Linked DNA regions of Homo sapiens: region 1 is linked to region 2. A link is a loop called in an ENCODE intact Hi-C map of the cell type or tissue named here. Cell type or tissue: PC-3. All regions are shown on one strand. Links, peaks and the distances in the headings refer to the core of each region. The heading gives the core; the rest is flanking DNA.

Region 1 (9,729 bases), core at 823-8,822, 88 kb after region 2:
TTGTATTTCTCTAGTAGCTAATGATGTTGAACATCTTTTCTTGTGCTTGTCTACCACCTGTATGTCCTCTTTGGTGAAAGGTCTGTTCATACTTTTTGCCCATTTTATGATTGGATTGTTTGGGTATTTATACTGTTGAATTTTGAGAATTCTTTATATATTCTAGATATTAATTCTTTGTCACATGTGCGGTTTGTGCATATTTTCTCTCAGTCTGTATCTTGTCTTTTTATCCTTTTAATATGGTCTTTTACAGAGCAAAAGATTTTACTATTTATTTATTTATTGCCTATGGATGTCCAATTGCTCTAGCACTACTTTTTGAAAAGCCCATTTTTCCTCTTTTGGGTTGTTTTTGCACCTTTGTCAAAAATCAGTTGGCCATATTTGTGTGAGTATTTCTGGATTCTTTACTCCATTCTACTTATCTATGTATCCATGTGTCTGCCCCTCCACCCACACATACTATCTTGATTACTGTAGCTATATTGTCATCATTAATATCAGGTACAGTGATTGCTTCTAGTTTATTCTTCTTTTTCAAGATAGTTTGAACTATTTTAGTTATTTGGCCTTTCGATATAAATTTTAGAAAAAGCTTGTATATGTCTATAAAAATTTTTGCTGGGATTTTGATAGGAATAACTTTCAATCTATAGATCAAATTGAAAAGAAATGACACCTTTAGTATGTTGAGTCTTCTAATTCATTAACTTAGAATGTATCACCATTTATTAAGGTCTTCTTTAACGTCATCAGCACATTGTCATTTTTCAGTTAAATTCAGACCTAAGTGTTCACTTTCTTTGCAGTGATTGTAAGTGGTATTGTGTTTTAAATTTCTGCTTCCATATGCTCTTTGTTAGTATATAGAAATAAGACGGATTTTTTGTGCTCATCTTATATTCTGTGACCTTCCTAAACTCAATTATTGCAATTATTAATTCTAGAATATCTTTTTATATTTTAGAAATTCCTCGGAATTTTCTACATAAGCAATCATGTCATCTGCAAATAGGAACAGTTTTGTTTCTTTCTTTCCAATCTGTATGCCTTTATTTCTTTTTCTTGCTTTACTGCAGTGGCCAGAACTTCCAGTATTATGTTGAGTATGAGTGGCAAGAATAGACATCTTTACCTTGTTTCTGATCTTAGGGAGAAAATATTCAGTCTTTCACCATTAAGTATAATGTTTTCTATAGGTTTGCTGTAGATACTCTTTGTCAAGTGGAGATAATTCTTCTCTCTTCCTAACTTGCTGAGAACTTTTATGATGAATGAGTGTTAATTTTGACAAATGTGTTTTTTGCATCAATTAATATTGATTATCTGATTTTTTGTTTAGCCTGTTGATATGATAGTTTACATTGATTTATTTTTGAATGCTGTATCATTCTTTTATATCTGGAATAAATTTCACTTGCCCCATGTGTATTCTTTTAATACATTGTTGGATTTGATTTGCTATTTTGTTAAGGATTTTGGTGTCCGAGTTTATAAACAATATTGATATCTACTTGTACTTTTTTTGTACCATTTGTGTAGTTTTGATATCAGGATATTTGTCTCACAATATAAGCTGGAATTTTTTTCTCTTATTCTATTTCCTGGAAAAGATTATGTATAATTGGTGTTATTTCTTCTTTAAATGTTTGATAGAGATTTCCAATGAAACTGTCTGGGCTTGGATGTTTCTTTTTGAAGGAGTTTTTAAATTACAAATTCAATTTCTTTAATGGTTATAGGACTATTTATTTAATCTTGGCTGACATTTGGTAGTTTGTGGTTTTGGAGGGATTGGTCAATTTATTCCAAGTTGTTAAATTTATTAGTATAAATTATTTGTAATATCCCCTTATTTTTCTTCTAATGGCTATGAGATCTGTAGTGATAGTCTCTGCTTCATTCCTAATATTGGTGACTTGTTTTCTTTATTTTTATTTTTATTTACTGTACTAAAATGTTATCAATTTCATTTCATTTTTTGATGAACCAGCATGTAATTTTATTTCATTTTTACTCACTTTTCTGTTTTTCATTTTATTGATTTCTGCTTTTATGATTTCCTTCATTCTGCTTGCTTTGGGCTTATTTTACTCTTCTTTTCCTAGTTTATTGAGGTAGCAACTTAGATTACTGATTCAAGACCTTGCATCTTTTCTAAAGTAAGTTTTTGATGCCATAAATTTCCCTCTCAGTGCTGCTTTAGCTGCATCCCAGATATTTAGTTATGTTGTATTTTCCTTTTAATTAATTTCCATTTTTTTATTTTCTTGGAGACAACCTCTTTGACACATGGATTATTTAGCAGTGTGTTGCTTAATTTCCAGGTGTTTAGAGATTTTTCTTCTTCATTCTTTCTGTTATTGATTTCTACTTTGATTCCATTAAGGTCAGAGAACATGCCATATATACTTTTAACTCTTTCAAGTGTATTGAGATTTGTTTTATGGCTCAAGATATTGTCTATTTCAGAGACCGTTATATGGATTATTGAAAAAGATGTGTATTCTTCTGTTACCGAGTGGGATGTTTTATATATGTCAATAGGATCCTGATGGTTGATTGTGTTGTTCAGATCACCTATATCCTCTCTGATTTTCTTTCTAGTAATTTTATCGGTTGCTGAGATAGAAGCATTGAAGTCACTAACTGTAATTGTGAATTTGTCTATTTCTCCTTTCAGCTGTATTAGCTTATGCTTTCATTCATTTTAAGGCTCTGTTCTTGGATGCACGTATATTTATAATTGCTATAGCTTCTTGGTATATTTACATAATGTCTCTTTCTATCTGTAGCAATTTTCTTTGCTCTAAACTTTATCTTACATTAATATAGGTTCTCCTAATTGTTTTTTGTTTTTGTTGTTGTTTGTTTGTTTGTTTTTTTGAGACAGAGGCTCGCTCTGTCGTGCAGGCTGGAGTGCAGTGGTGTGATCTCAGCTCACTGCAACCTCCACTTCCCAGGTTCAATTGATTCTCCTGCCTCAACCTCCCAAATAGCTGGGATTACAGGCACCTGCCACCATGCCCTTTTTTTTTTTTTTTGTATTTTTAGTACAGGCAAAGTTTTACCATGTTGGCCAGGCTAGCCTCAAACTCTAGACCTCAGGTGATCCGCCTGCCTCGGCCTCCCAAAGTGCTGGGATTGCAGACGTGAGCCACTGCGCCTGGCCCTAATTGTTTTAATTAATGTTTGCATAGTATATCTGTCTCTATCCTCTTACTTTTAACCTACCTATGCCCTTGAATTTGAGGGTTTTTTTGTAAACCACATATAGTTGAGTTGTTTTGTAAATCCATTCTGTCAGTATCTGTCTTTTTATTGGTATATTCAGACCTTTTACATTTAAGATAACTATTGGTATGTTAGAACCTTAGCCTACCATTTTATTGTTTGTTTTATGACAGTTTCCTCTGTTTATCATTCTTCTGTTTCTGTCTTCTTGCCTTCCTGTGGGTTACTTGAACATTTTAATAAATCTATCTTGAATTATTTATAGTGTTTCTGAGTGCATCTCTTTATATAGCTTGCTTAATTGTTGCTCTGGGTATTACAATATAGATATGTGATCTATCACATTCTACTGGTAGCAGCATTTTGCCACTTCAAGTCAACTGTGGAAACTTTAATTTCATTTAGATCCCTTTAATCTGATTGCTTTCAAATATAATTGTGTTGAGTATCAAGTGTTATTATAACTAATGTTTTAATCATTAAATATAATTTATAAAGCTTGTAGGAAAGATAGTCTATTTTATTCACCCAGATTTCTGCTCTTTCTGTTGTTCTTTCCCACTTCTTGATGCTCCAAGATTTTTTCTTTTATAATTTCCTTTCTGTTTGAAGAATTTCCTGTAGACAATATTTAAGGGTAAGTCTGATGGTGACAAATTCTCTTGGTTTTCCTTCTTCTGCAACTACTTTGATTTCCCTTTCATTCCCAAAGGATGTTCTAGATCGGCAGTTCTTTGCTTTCAGAACTTTAAGAACATTGTATTACTTCCTTCTGGCCTCCACGGTTTCAGATGAAAACCCCATTGTCATCCAAATTGGTGTTCCCTGATAGGTAATGCATCATTTCTCTCTGGCTGCCTTCAAGATCTTATCTTTGCTTTAGTTTTCAGAAGTTTAACTATGATATGTCATGATATGGATTGGGGGGAGGTTATCTTGTTTGAGGTTTGCTCAGCTTCTTGCATCTATGTGTTTCTTTTGCCACATTTGAGACGCTTTCAGTCATTATGTCTAATATTCTTTCAACCCCACTCTTTTTCCTCTTTTTCTGGAACTCCAATTATATATATGTTTGATCTTTTGTTATTGTTCCACAGGTCTTTGGGAGCCTGTTCATTTTTTTCCAGGCTATCTCTCTGTTTTTCAGATCGTGTGAATCTTCTTAATTCATCCTGAAGTTCACTGATTCTATCTGCTGACATATTTGCTCTACTATCAACTCCATCCAGCAAGTTAATAAATATGGAGTATTATACTTTTCATTTATAAGATTTTCATTTCATTATTTTTTATAACTTGTATTTCTTTTCTGAGGTTTTTTCTACTTTTTCACTTATTTAAAAAGAATTCATTGTTATTCATTTGAAGTTATTTATTATGCTTGCCTTAAATTCCTTGTCAGATAATTCTAGCATCCTATTTATCTTTTTGTTGCCATGCCTGGATTGTCTTTTTTCATTCAAGTTGTGATTTCCCTGGCTCTTGATATGGTGAGTGACTTTTTATTGTATCCTGGACATTTTTTGCTTTTATCTTAGGAGATTCTAGGTCCTATTTAAAGAAACCAGTTTAGGTTTAGCATACAGATCCTGATCTACTTTTTTGGACTGTGGTTTCAATGACAGTTTAATTTTCAGAGCCTTTTCAGTGCTTCTTGGTATGCTTGATTTAGCTGGTGCTGCTGGGACTTCCACTGGTTCCTGGTGGTGCTGCCTGAAAGGATCAAAAGGGTTTCCCAGTGCAGGGCCACCTGGTGTCTCAAGATGGAAGAAAGGAATCTCTAGCCCATAAGGATAAAGAATGCTTCCTAGGAATAAGCAGCCTATTGTGTGTGGCAGAACCATCTTGCCAATGCCAGCCTGCCACCCAGTGTCTCTCAGTAGAAGTGGGTGTGTCTCAGGTCTTGCAGGGGAAGATAGAATTTGCCTTAGCTGCTTACTTTTAGCAGGGCTCCTGATCTATCCTTCTTACCAGCACTGTAGGCTCACTGGGCATTATCAGTAGGACTGCCATTCATTCTGGTGGAGAAATCAGCCTACCTGCACTACCTCGTGTTGCCAGGTTGAGGGCTTGGAAATGCCAGGCCAGGGTTGCCTTCTTCTGCTGGGTAGGGGGATATAAGACACTCTGCTGCTGTGTTGTTCCTTCAGTACTGGAATCCCAAACCAGCTCACCTTCCTCTTATCACCTTTCATAGTGTTCTTTTGTTTGCCTTTTGAGTTTTTTCTAAGGTTTATAGTTGTACTTAGCAGGTAGGAGCAGAGAGAAACAGGTCTAAGCCATCTTGTCCAGACCAAAACTTCATTTTAATTGTTAATTTCTTGTTTTACAACTAGAGAAAAATTCAAGAAAATGATTATTATGATTATTATATGATCAATACTAAAAATACGTTTGGCATAGAAAGCAAGCACATTTTTGGAAATGATCTGCTGCAGGTGTCAAATATATTAGCTATGCCACCAAGAGTGGGCAAAGTAAAAGGAGAGATTAGAAAGACTGTGAAGAATGGCCTTGAAGCCAAGGGTGGAAAGAGTGTTAAGAAGTTGAGAAGGTTTATTATATTTGTTTTATGATGGGATTAGAAACCAGAGTATCTGGAGCATTAGGTTGCTTGCCCAAAATTGCTAGGGCATTTGAGTGCAGGATGGTTGCAGAATTCAGGATTATGACATTCCAAGACCATGGTAACAGCACACTGTTTCCCAGAGCACTGCTTTCAAACTCCAAACACAACATTTGCTAGAAGATATACTGCAACAGTGAAGTTAACCTTTTGCTTATCTGGCAAATGAACAAAAAGTTTCAATAGAAGCAAATGTTTACTAAATTCGACTAGTATTAAATGTCTGTTATTAATTATGTCTTAATCATGCTGCCTGGATGGGACTTAATTAATGTTCATGAATTCATTTTGAGATAATAATTAGCAAGTGGAGTGCTTGCTCTTAGAAGAAGAATATTAAATTATTATTGGCATTTGGATAAGTTTGTGAAACCATTATTTATGTCTTTTTTTAAGCTTCTGACTTCTAGAATTTATCTACAACAATTTCGAATAAGTCGCATTTCTCTAAGTTTCATTTGCCCATGTTTCACTTCCACCTAAGTTAAACATTTGCTCTCAATAGTATATACAGGATTTCAGATAAAAGCTGACCACTTTCTGATTAAATGTGTTTGAGTCTTTCATTTGATTTTTAAAATTTGACCCTGAAAAAAATATATGAAATGGATTTAAAATTTTTAAGGAAACATCTTTTTTAAAAAACTCAAAACAAGATACCTCTTCCCACCCAGGAAAACAACCCTTCAGGAAAACTGTCCCAAGTGAGGCCAAACTGCAGATAGCGTCCTGGATGAAAATATCTGCTTTGCTACCCAGTCCAAAAGGTCTATGCGTTTTGTTGATTGGACTGTGGTTATTTGTTATGTTGAGACATGGGAAACTACTCTCTGGGAATAGATTACGATATCTTTGGAAAGTCTGTTAACATTTTCAAGACATTGGGTTGCCATCTCCCCCATGCCCCAAATTTGTCCAACACATTAAATGGTTTCCCAGCATCCTGAAAATGTGAATCAAGCTTCCACAGGTGTCTGTCTTGCAGTTAGCTTATGCTTCTGCCTGAGGTGTAACTGGTTTCAGTGGTCTTAGCTTCCTTTTGCATGTCTCATGATATTCATAGTAAAAGTTATGATGCTTTGGTAATTTGAGATCTCACCTCACAGCTGAGCTATTAAATCATGACTGTTTGAGGAGGTGAGATGCCAAGGATTTGGGTGGGAATGATCAGGTTTCTAAATTATGGGAGCAATAAATTGTTAGTATAAATTATTACTCAATGTGCAAGAATCTAAGGGTCATGTCCACAAAATATCATTCATGTGATGTACAAATGATTCACCAAAGGGAGTGATGCACGTACAGGGAAGGCTCTAACATCTATAATTCTGCAACTCAGGAGAGCAAGAAGCAAGTCTGCCCTTGCAAACCTGCTTAGAAGAAGCACTATCATTATTAGTTCACCTCCTTATTTGTTCCTGTATATCATATCATCAACTGGTGCTTTAGAGTACTTCCTTGTACCAAATACGGCCCTATAAGAAGTGAACAGGTTAAAGTGTCATTGTAATTTTTTATCTGCAATGTGGCCAGCTCTTTAGTGCCAAAGTGGAGGAATGATTACTTGATATTAAATAATCATTTACTTATTTGATAGTAGAAGAACCCAAATTATTATTTGTAACCCAAATGTTTTCTTGGGGATATGAGTGAAATCAAATTAATCCAAACTTCCTGGCTTTTAACTCTATTTACTTATTCAGGGTCACCAGTTTTCTGGAAAAGTCCCCCCTTTCCCAATTGAGTATTCCTGGATATCCCCAGCAGGAATTCACAGGGAGCTCATGAATCAGTATGGCAGCTACAGGTCCCACACATCCATTATCAAAATTTCCTTCTCTTCCTGAATAGGCTTCCCCTCGTCAGTGTTATCTGCTCAGAAGTACAGTGAAAGCCTCTTCCCAGTGCTGCTGCTGATGGTGAGAATTCCAGCTTCCCCACCAAGTACATTCTCTTGCCATGCTCTCTAAATAGTCCATGATGCAGTAGCAGACAGCATTCTGTTTTGGACAACAGTTCAGAGATTGTCTCTATTCTCTACTGTGTGATATTCTTTGTCATCCCAGCCCCCAAGACAAAAATACTTGTATTCAGTCTCACCAGAGTATCTCATAGAATGTCTCCTTCCATGTTAGAGCTCAATATCTTTTTCCACTGGGGATCAAAACCATGCCATGAAACCAGGCAAGAACAAAAATCTTGCCTTCTCCTTTCTTGTCCTCACTTCTAATTTCTCCAGCCTTCTCTACCTCCACACTTAATGCATCTAATTCCTCTTTCTTCCTTCAGACACCAAAGACCTCAAGGACTCAAGGACATCAATTCACGGAAATACTGCCCATCCTACCACAAACCCTCAACCTCCAGTTGTAAGTGATTCTCTGTGAGCTCTTTATTGGCCTCAGTCGTCCACTTGGCTTTGGTTGCTTAGATATGGCCTTAGATTCTCTAGAGCAGTGGCCTCCAAAGTGGAGTGATCATACACCAAGGGTGAATGAGATAATATACTGGGGTACACAGAGCAAATGTTAGAATGATTAGATAGATAGATAGATAGATTCAGTTTGACTACCATTTAATATATAGATTGCTACCAGTGAGCTTCCTCTGTCTATATGAGCAGGTCATATGTCCCATGTGCTTTTAGAGGTATTCTGGGGAAGGATGGAATGTTCCACACTGAGAAGGGTTGACAGCGGAGCCCTCATGTGATCACTTCTTTCAGTGTATTGCAAAGTATTGCAGTTTACATGTTCCTGGTGAGGTAGCATTACAAAGTATATTAGCCAGTTGTAACTAAAAACCCTCTCACAATAGGTATGTAACTTTAAAAAGTCCTTGGCCGGGCGCGGTGGCTACGTCTTTGGGAGGCCGAGACAGGCGGATCACGAGGTCAGGAGGTCAAGACCATCCTGGTTAACACGGTGAAACCCCGTCTCTACTAAAAATACAAAAAAAATTAGCCGGGCGTAGTGGCGGGCGCCTGTAGTCCCACCTACTTGGGAGGCTGAGGCAGGAGAATGGCGTGAACCCGGGAGGCGGAGCTTGCAGTGAGCCGAGATCGTGCCACTGCACTCCAGCCTGGGCGACTGAGCGAGACTCCGTCTCAAAAAAAAAAAAAAAAAAAAATTCTTGCAAAGAAACCATAGATCAACATACTACTATTCATTCAAGCTTACAAAATCAGAAGAAAATGGCAGCACTGCCAATTCTCTTACCCTAGTTGTAGCTCAGCACCAACCACATTACATAAAATAATGACATTATAATCAGATTACTTAAAAATAGAGAGCATCAAGGAGACCATTTAAAATGTTATTAACTATTATCTTAGTTTGCCCCACTCCAACAAAACAGACCCCAAGACAAAGATTTAGATAGAAGTATCCTATTTGGGAGGTGATTCCAGGAAGCACAGTAAGGGAGTAGGAAAGTGACATACAAAGGCAAGAAAGCCAATAAAGGATATGTTGATGATTGGGTTACTACATGGGGCACCAGGGACTCTATCCTGCTGAGGACCCTCTGAGAGACTGTTTGGGACTGAATTATCCCTCTGTATTAGTCTGTTCTCATGCTGCTAATACAGACATATCCAAGACTGGGTAATTTATAAAGAAAAAGAGATTTAATGGACTCACAGTTCCACATGGCTGGGGAGTCCTCACAATCATGGTGGAAGGTGAAGGAGGAACAAAGTCACGTCTTACATGGTGGCAGGCAAGAGAGCTTTTGCAGGGGAACTCCCATTTATAAAACCATCAGACCTCTTGAGACTTATTCACTACTATGAGAACAGTATGGGGAAACCACCCTCATGATTCAATTATCTCCACCTGGCCCTTCCCTTGACACATGGGGATTAT
Region 2 (9,729 bases), core at 890-8,889:
CATGGTGGATAAGCTTTTTTATGTGCTGCTGGATTTGGTTTGCCAGTATTTTATTGAGGATTTTTGCATCAATGTTCATTAAGGATATTGGTCTAAAATTCTCTTTTTTGGTTGTGTCTCTGCCCGGCTTTGGTATCAGAATGATGCTGGCCTCATAAAATGAGTTAGGGAGGATTCCCTCTTTTTCTATTGATTCGAATAGTTTCAGAAGGAATGGTACCAATTCCTCCTTGTACCTCTGGTAGAATTCGGCTGTGAATCCATCTGGTCCTGGACTCTTTTTGGTTGGTAAGCTATTGATTATTGCCACAATTTCGGATCCTGTTATTGGTCTATTCAGAGATTCAACTTCTTCCTGGTTTAGTCTTGGGAGAGTGTATGTGTCGAGGAATTTATCCATTTCTTCTAGATTTTCTAGTTTATTTGCGTAGAGGTGTTTGTGGTATTCTCTGATGGTAGTTTGTATTTCTGTGGGATCGGTGGTGATATCCCCTTTATCATTTTTTATTGCGTCTATTTGATTCTTCTCTCTTTTTTTCTTTATTAGTCTTGCTAGCGGTCTATCAATTTTGTTGATCCTTTCAAAAAACCAGCTCCTGGATTCATTAATTTTTTGAAGGGTTTTTTGTGTCTCTATTTCCTTCAGTTCTGCTCTGATTTTAGTTATTTCTTGCCTTCTGCTAGCTTTTGAATGTGTTTGCTCTTGCTTTTCTAGTTCTTTTAATTGTGATGTTAGGATGTCATTTTGGATGTTTCCTGCTTTCTCTTGTGGGCATTTAGTGCTATAAATTTCCCTCTACACACTGCTTTAAATGTGTCCCAGAGATTCTGGTATGTTGTGTCTTTGTTCTCATTGGTTTCAAAGAACATCTTTATTTCTGCCTTCATTTTGTTATGTACCCAGTAGTCATTCAGGAGCAGGTTGTTCAGTTTCCACGTAGTTGAGTGGTTTTGAGTGAGATTCTTAATCCTGAGTACTAGTTTGATTGCACTGTGGTCTGAGAGATAGTTTGTTATAATTTCTGTTCTTTTACATTTGCTGAGGAGTGCTTTACTTCCAACTCTGTGGTCAATTTTGGAATAGGTGTGGTGTGGTGCTGAAAAAAAAATGTAAATTCTGTTGATTTGGGGTGGAGAGTTCTGTAGATGTCTATTAGGTCTGCTTGGTGCAGAGCTGAGTTTAATTCCTGGGTATCCTTGTTGACTTTCTGTCTCATTGATCTGTCTAATGTTGACAGTGGGGTGTTAAAGTCTCCCAATATTAATGTGTGGGTGTCTAAGTCTCTTTGTAGGTCACTCAGGACTTGCTTTATGAATCTGGGTGCTCCTGTATTGGGTGCATATATATTTAGGATAGTTAGCTCTTCTTGTTGAATTGATCCCTTTACCATTATGTAATGGCCTTCTTTGTCTCTTTTGATCTTTGTTGGTTTAAAGTCTGTTTTATCAGAGACTAGGATTGCAACCCCTGCCTTTTTTTGTTTTCCATTTGCTTGGTAGATCTTCCTCCATCCTTTTATTTTGAGCCTATATGTGTCTCTGCACGTGAGGTGGGTTTCCTGAATACAGCACACTGATGGGTCTTGACTCTATCCAATTTGCCAGTCTGTGTCTTTTAATTGGAGCATTTAGTCCATTTACATTTAAAGTTAATATTGTTATGTGTGAATTTGATCCTGTCATTATGATGTTAGCTGGTTATTTTGCTCGTTAGTTGATGCAGTTTCTTCCTAGTCTCAATGGTCTTTACATTTTGGCATGATTTTGCAGTGGCTGGTACCGGTTGTTCCTTTCCATGTTTAGCGCTTCCTTCAGGAGCTCTTTTAGGGCAGGCCTGGTGGTGACAAAATCTCTCAGCATTTGCTTGTCTGTAAAGTATTTTATTTCTCCTTCACTTATGAAGCTTAGTTTGGCTGGATGTGAAATTCTGGGTTGAAAATTCTTTTCTTTAAGAATGTTGAATATTGGCCCCCACTCTCTTCTGGCTTGTAGAGTTTCTGCTGAGAGATCCGCTGTTAGTCTGACGGGTTTCCCTTTGAGGGTAACCCAACCTTTCTATCTGGCTGCCCTTAACATTTTTTCCTTCATTTCCACTTTGGTGAATCTGACAATTATGTGTCTTGGAGTTGCTCTTCTCGAGGAGTATCTTTGTGGCGTTCTCTGTATTTCCTGAATCTGAACGTTGGCCTGCCTTGCTAGATTGGGGAAGTTCTCCTGGATAATATCCTGCAGAGTGTTTTCCAACTTGGTTCCATTCTCTCTGTCACTTTCAGGTACACCAATCAGACGTAGATTTGGTCTTTTCACATAGTCCCATATTTCTTGGAGGCTTTGTTCGTTTCTTTTTATTCTTTTTTCTCTAAACTTCCTTTCTCGCTTCATTTCATTCATTTCATCTTCCATTGCTGATACCCTTTCTTCCAGTTGATTGCATCGGCTCCTGAGGCTTCTGCATTCTTCACGTAGTTCTCTAGCCTTGGCTTTCAGCTCCATCAGGTCCTTTAAGCACTTCTCTCTATTGGTTATTCTAGCTATACATTCTTCTAAATTTTTTTCAAAGTTTTCAACTTCTTTGCCTTTGGTTTGAATTTCTTCCTGTAGCTCGGAGTAGTTTGATCGTCTGAAGTCTTCTCTCAGCTCGTCAAAGTCATTCTCCATCCAGCTTTGTTCCGTTGCTGGTGAGGAACTGCGTTCCTTTGGAGGAGGAGAGGCTCTCTGCTTTTTAGAGTTTCCAGTTTTTCTGCTCTGTTTTTTCCCCATCTTTGTGGTTTTATCTACTTTTGGTCTTTGATGATGGTGATGTACAGATAGGTTTTTGGTGTGGATGTCCTTTCTGTTTGTTAGTTTTCCTTCTAACAGACAGGACCCTCAGCTGCAGGTCTGTTGGAGTAACCTGCCGTGTGAGGTGTCAGTGTGCCCCTGCTGGGGGGTGCCTCCCAGTTAGGCTGCTCGGGGGTCAGGGACCCACTTGAGGAGGCAGTCTGCCCGTTCTCAGATCTCCAGCTGCGTGCTGGGAGAACCACTGCTCTCTTCAAACTGTCAGACAGGGACACTTAAGTCTGCAGAGGTTACTGCTGTCTTTTTGTTTGTCTGTGCCCTGCCCCCAGAGGTGGAGCCTACAGAGGCAGGCAGGCCTCCTTGAGCTGTGGTGGGCTCCACCCAGTTGGAGCTTCCCGGCTGCTTTGTTTACCTAAGCAAGCCTGGGCAATGGCGGGCGCCCCTCCCCCAGCCTCGCTGCCGCCTTGCAGTTTGATCTCAGACTGCTGTGCTAGCAATCAGCGAGACTCCGTGGGCGTAGGACCCTCCGAGCCAGGTGTGGGATATAGTCTCGTGGTGGGCCGTTTTTTAAGGCCGTCGGAAAAGCGCAGTATTCAGGTGGGAGTGACCCGATTTTCCAGGTGCCGTCTGTTACTCCTTTCTTTGACTAGGAAAGGGAACTCCCTGACCCCTTGCGCTTCCCGAGTGAGGCAATGCCTCGCCCTGCTTTGGCTCGCGCACAGTGCGCGTGCACCCACTGACCTGTGTCCACTGTCTGGCACTCCCTAGTGAGATGAACCCGGTACCTCAGATGGAAATGCAGAAATCACCCGTCTTCTGCATCGCTCACGCTGGGAGCTGTAGACTGGAGCTGTTCCTATTCGGCCATCTTGGCTCCTCCCAGAGGAAAGTACTTTCAAGCTTGCCTGAGGTCTGAGAAGCTGAGCTTTCTGCAGTGGTCTCAGTGGAACCTTTGACCAGAGCATTCGAAGGGTGCCTTTCCTGTTTCCTTTCTCGGCATTGAAACATCAAGATACGGAATCCAGAAGGGTCACCAGAACCTGGCCCTCTGCAATCTGGACTCGAGGCTGCAGACTTGCTGTTGAACTGGGCTGGGCAGGAGGGCAGAGTGGGCACCAGGGCCCACCTTCCTGGGGCCCTGAAAGGGTGGGATGGTGTGTACTGGTCCCCTCACCCAAATGCAGGTGTGGGAGGAGGACATCCATCATGATGCTACATGGCATTTGCTTCACCACCAGGAGAGAGGTGAGTGAGAGCTGGGCCCGGAGTCGTGCGCCTCGCAGAGATCAGAGTGGGCCGACGGTGTCGGAGGAGACTACAGCCCAGGTCGTGCCTCACTAGGAGGCTTCCTCCAGGTGGAGGTGCTGCTGCCTTCTACCACTCCTGGGGCACACTTGAGGCCCCACTTCCCGGACCTCCTCCCGGGGTCTCAGTGCTAGACTCAGCCTGGGAGACAGGCTGAAGTTCTCAGGCAAATTTTACTCTACCAAGGCCACCCTTTTGTAGGTAACCACCAGGAGCATGGACATCTCTGGGCTCAGGCTGGGCATCAGGCGTCCTGACAGTTCCTTTGGTGATCCTGGGGTGCAGCCGGGGTAGGGAACCCAGTGTCTGGCAGAGTGACCAATACTGGCTGTGTCGTGGGAGCGCCCCTGGCCCACCCTCCCTGCTTGCTCAAGGGTAGTGGCTGCCAGGCTAGGCCTGTGCTCCCACCACCGCTTCCGTCCCCCAGCTCCCCTGAGTCGCATTCCAAGATCCCCAACATTCCCCTGCTCTGTTCCTATCGTCCCCAGAAATGTCGAGGTCACTGCTTCAGCTCTGCACCCTGCAGTGTGCTGTGTCCCCAGCTTTCATTTTAGCTTGTCCCCAAGGCTACCAAGTCCCAGGCCAGCGATCTTCTCTCTCCCTGGCTTTGCTGGGACACGGTTTCCCATTAATGAAGGGTGAGGTGGTTCTTTTCTGAAAATCTGGACCCTTCAGGATTTTCAGTCTGGGCCCTCCCCAGGGGTGTCTCAAGAGGCTCACAGAGGAGGGGTGTATGCTAGGTAGGTGCCCGTGCCAGGACCACTCTGGAAGATTCCTGAGGTTGTTGCTGTGATCTGCCAGCAGAGGGCGCTGTATCCCAGCGCAGATGAAGTGGGTAAGAGGGTGGTTTCTTCCCAGTAGGTGGGTGGAGAAGCAGGGCTGTTCTGACTTTTTGAATTCCTTTGCTGCAAAAAAAATCCTCTTCCCGTGGTGGAGAGGTCAGCAGCTCATAAATGGCATGAGCAAGAGATTCCTTTTCTATGCTCACCTCACAAACCCTTTTCTGTAGTTATTTCAAATACACTTGCCCCCAATTTATATAGCAGATGTGTTCTTCGGAAGTTGCCCACATGCTAGATCGTGTCTCAAGTGCACTCAAGAAACCTCCCTCATTCAAAACAGAAACTGATGTTATCTCTTGTAAAGCAAACTTTAGATTTCTAATTCAAATAACAATTCATCCACTCTAAGGCATCACATTCTTGTAAGAAGAGTTTGATAAAGGGGGTTCAGCTGTATAATTTACTTTTGAGGAAGCCTCAACCCCCCTGCTCACCAGGTTGCAGACTTCTAAGGCTGCATAGCCTCTTGGTGTCACTACAGAGCTGCCCCCAGGGCATGGCTTTCCATGGGCCCTGTGATTGGACGGTGGCCTCTGGATAAGGGACTGTCCCTGGGTGGGGACACCTGAAAGTCCCATCCTCATCTAGCGTCTATTTGCTGCAAGCAAGGAAGGGAACCCTGGCCCGTGTGCACCTCCTACTCATGGGCCCTGGGCGCTTGCGTTAGCTCATCAATCCCCATGAGAAAGGCAGCTGAGTTGTGCGGTTTTACTGATGAGGAATCCAAAGCAGGGTGAGGTCTAAGAACACATGCCACTTTGATTCCAGGCCCAATTTTGCCTTCAGGCTTCTTTCTCCCAGCCTGTGTCACTTTTTCTCCTATTCTAACGAGTTCATTTTCTTGCTGATAGCCAAGCGATCAACCCTTTTCTCAGGCCAATGGGAAGGAAATCAAAATGACATTTACATTAGTTCAAATATTGGTCAGTAGTCTGGAAGCAGGCATGAAAGTGCCTGGCTGGAAACCCACTTTCATGGAACAAAGTGAAATCTAAAACTCTGCTTACTGGAATTAAAGTCTTTTTAAAATCTAGAATTGTGGTGACCTTGCTCCCTATTATTATCTGTAAACAAGATATAATACAAATACATTTATTTATCATTATTTATATCATTTATATCCCTTGCTCATGCTTACTGTGTGCTCATTTATTGAGTACCCTGTCCTTGGTACCCCAGTGCACAAACCCAGATACTTGAAGATATTTTATTATTTCCATTTCACAGTTGAGAAAATGGAAGCAGAGAAGTTAAGTGACCTGCCCAAAGTCATACAGCTAGAAAGGAGCAAAGCTGGGAATTCAATCCAGACTTTGTGGCTCTAACACTGGCACTCTTAACTTTTACTCAGGGTCTCCAGCCATCCCCCTGCTTAGGTGTAGTGACAGGCACTCATTCTACTTCTGATGCAGAAACCTCTTGTGCTTGGTTATTTCTCATATTTCAAGAAAGAAGAATGCATGGATCTCTAAGAGAATTTAAAGGTTGTGTTCAGCCAGTTGAAAGATGTATAATAGTCTCATTTCATTATGACCCGGTGGGATACATAAGATAATGAATTGGGGCGTAGAAAGAAAATATTGAACCTATTTATGTTTGTTTCATTTTTGTCCAACATTTCTATTTTTGCACTTATTTTATAATGTACATATTTGTTTGGTAGTCCATGCATGTCATTTATAAAGAAATCCACAAACTCTGGGGAGGTGAATGCTCAAGCATTTTCTTTGTATGCCAGTGATGAGATGTTGACTATTGCTTGCTTTATGTTTTATGTATATTTTTATAAGAGTGTAGAAACCACTTTTGAAGAATCCATCTTGTTTTGAAAACATAGTAAGCCATACGGTTTAAAGGAATCAAGTAGTTCATCTTCTTTTGCAAAGTCAATTATAGATTCCAGATATTTGTTTCGTATGTTTGGGTTTCCATATATTGTACTGGTTTGGCTAAGAAGGGCACACTTGCACTTTCCACATAGGTTCAGTGCAGTCCACACACATTTATTGAGGGTCCCCTACATGTCAAGCACTGTGTTAGGTGTATGAGATACAATGACAATGACCTTGGCCCTAGAGGAGTGTGTGACACAGTGGGATAGACAGAGTCATACTTTCAATTGAATGAGATGGATGAGTTGATATACAGATGTGTGCATATGTTGCTATGGGAGGGCAAGAGGGGCTCTTAGCTTATGCCAGAGCAGTCATGGAAAGCTTTCTGGAGGAGGTGTTGTTTTGAGCTGAATCCTGAAGGATTAGTCAGAGTAAGAAGATGGCGAAGGTCAAGTGCAGTGGTTGGTGCCTATAATCCCAGCTCTTTGGGAGCGTGAGGTGGGAGGATCACTTGGGGCCAGAAGTTCGAGACCAGTCTGGGCAACAAAGAGAGACCCCGTCTCCAAACAAAAAACAAACAAAAAAAACCCAAGAAGGTGGGGAAGGAGTGTCAAGAGGAGGGCACTCAGGGGTGGAACCTCACAGGCAGGGCTGGGAACTGCTAACCTTCCTGTATCCCTGGAGCTTACACATAGGGTGAAGCAGGGAGTTCTAGCCACAGTGCTGGGCTGGCCGTGACCTCAGGAGGCCTGCTGACATGTGAGGCCACAGGGTGCGGGGAGGTATCCAACACCACAGGCTTTTATGCAGCAGAACGACATGGTGAAGCTTGCCTATTACCAAAACAATCCCGGTGGCAGTATAGAGGAGAGAATCAGGCAAGCTAAAGATGGGTGCATGGTGCCCATCCCGTTCTGACACCACTGTAAGAATCTAGGCAGAGGATGATGTGGGCAGGCTCAAGAACAGTAGTATGGAGGAAAGGAATGATGGATTTGAGGAAGACTGGGGAGTCAAAGTCAGGAAGACAGGTATCTGGGAGGTGAAAGTGAGGGAGAAGTCATGAAGAACAGCTCCACATTTCTTGCTTGGAGAACCAGGAAGCAGGCAGCAGCAGATGCAGAGGGTGTACATTGGATCTGAGGAGGGGTTGAGGATGGGCGATGCTGTCTAGTTCTAGGATGATGAATATGAGACACCAGCCTATTAATATGGCGGGTTGGTGAGGGGGAGAGAAAGAGAAAGAGGCAGAGAGAAAGAGAGAGAGGAAGGGAGGGAGAGAAGGAAAGAAGGAGAGAGAGAGGGGGAAAGAGAAGTCAGAGCTGAAGATAGAGATAAATAAACAAAATAAAAATGTTGGAGACAACTATGAGAATGTCATCCTAGGAAAGCACAGGGAATGAGAACTTAGGCCTGAAAGAGAGGGAAGAAGTGGAGCATCAGCATCGTTATCTGCAGAGGTCAAAATGAAGAGACAATCAGAGAGACCAGAGCATGGGGAGAGAGGTTTGCCAGGAAAGCTAAGGAGGAGGAGGGGGATGAAAGTGCCTCATACCTCCATGCCTTCACACCTGTACCTCCCAGAGGTCAGGGAGATGAGGCCTGGGAAACAACCAGGGCTCCCTGGGGAGTTCTTGCCATTTATAAAATTAAGCAGAAGCAGCACTTTGGGGAGTTTTTTAAAAAAGAAAAGAGAAAAAGGGAAGAAAGAGGGAAGAAAGGAGGGTAGGAGGGAGAGAGGAAGAAAGGGAAACCAGTAAAACATAAATTAAAATTTTAATTATTTGAAAATTTGTGGTTGCTCAAATGGGCTCTGCTGGATTTTAACCTTGATGGTCAAAACAAAGGAAGGGTCTAAAGAGTAAATAAATAGGACACAGGACCATACCCCAAATGTCTAAATCATGGTGTTCCATTCATCTGGTGCTTGTACAAGTCACCTTTGACTAGGATCCAAAATAGGGCCAAACCAGAAAGGCCTGACAGTGGCCAAGCTTGGGATGGAGCCAATATGGCCAAGAAATGATATATATGAAAGCAGAGAAGGTGCTCCAGGTTTCAATTCAATAAGCAACTATTGAGGCTTTGCCAGATACTATGCGCTATGGACCAAAAGCTGTGCCTGCTCTCAGGGAGCTTCCCACCCAAGGGACAAAGACTGGCTCAATAAAATGGGAGAGGCTTTCCTAGCCTGTTCCTCCCCTGCAGGGAGTCTCAGGGAAGCATGGGGAGGAGAGGAGCTGGGGATGGTCTCCCTACCGGAGACACTGGGGTTGGGCCTTGCAGAGTGGGGAAGGAAGAGGCACTTGCCAGGGACCAGGGGACAATTTCATGGGTCAGTTTCTGGATGAGAGCCAGTGGGCCAGTGATGGTGATCAAATCATGCCTTGTTGTCATGGAAGCTGAGAAGGGACAGGATTGGAAGAGATTTTAAAAACAAACCAATAAAAAGGCAAAGAAGGAAGGCACTCATGTGGAGTTGGCACTGGGGACAGGAGAGTCAATACCAGCTAGAGACAAACAGCCCCTTCCCTGGACAGCCTGGAGGGCATCGTGTCATCTCAGCCCTGGCCAGTTGCCCCTGCTCATAACAATGACCCAGTCAAGGAAAGGTTTCCTTTGCCAAGATGCTTAATGCATTTTGAAAAGTTTCCCATTGAAAACACTTCCAATAAAAGGATTCAGAGCTTGAAGAATTGGCCTTCCATTATCTGGCTCTCACACTGCCTGTTGAGTGGTATTCCCCAGACACACAAAGAAAACAGGCTATTCTCCTCCACGCTCAAGTACCTTAGGAGCACCCATTCACTCACAATAGTTGAGATCCTCTTTACCAATAATGTTATCAGTGTGTTAACACGATTTCCCCAAGGACTTCTACCAGGCAAGACCTTGTTAGCTGCTTTCCATCTGTGCCTGAAATCACAAAGCCTCATTAAAAAACCATCAGTTGTTAACAAAAAATGATT

Evidence for each region. A loop is a pair of places that touch in the nucleus more often than their neighbours do. Peaks named below come from ENCODE experiments on the same cell type or tissue, not always from the same donor. Only the 100,000 strongest peaks of a DNase experiment are listed, where the experiment ranks them.
Region 1: it touches region 2 in a loop (5-fold over the local background); 2 of 110 quality-filtered maps call a loop at or near these places.

What each region holds. Positions count from the first base shown.
Region 1 is chrX:17,871,306-17,881,034 of GRCh38, forward strand. No RefSeq gene overlaps it. Among named protein-coding and RNA genes, the nearest start is that of RAI2, 15 kb to the left of the region's middle. In PC-3, for the core only: a CTCF peak has its summit at 5,064; a DNase peak (open chromatin) is centred at 7,056; H3K27ac peaks cover 1,877 bases.
Region 2 is chrX:17,783,731-17,793,459 of GRCh38, forward strand. No RefSeq gene overlaps it. Among named protein-coding and RNA genes, the nearest start is that of SCML1, 51 kb to the left of the region's middle. RefSeq lists enhancers at 2,820-3,590, 3,591-4,361. In PC-3, for the core only: a CTCF peak has its summit at 4,878 (motif pointing right); a DNase peak (open chromatin) is centred at 4,911; H3K4me3 peaks cover 604 bases.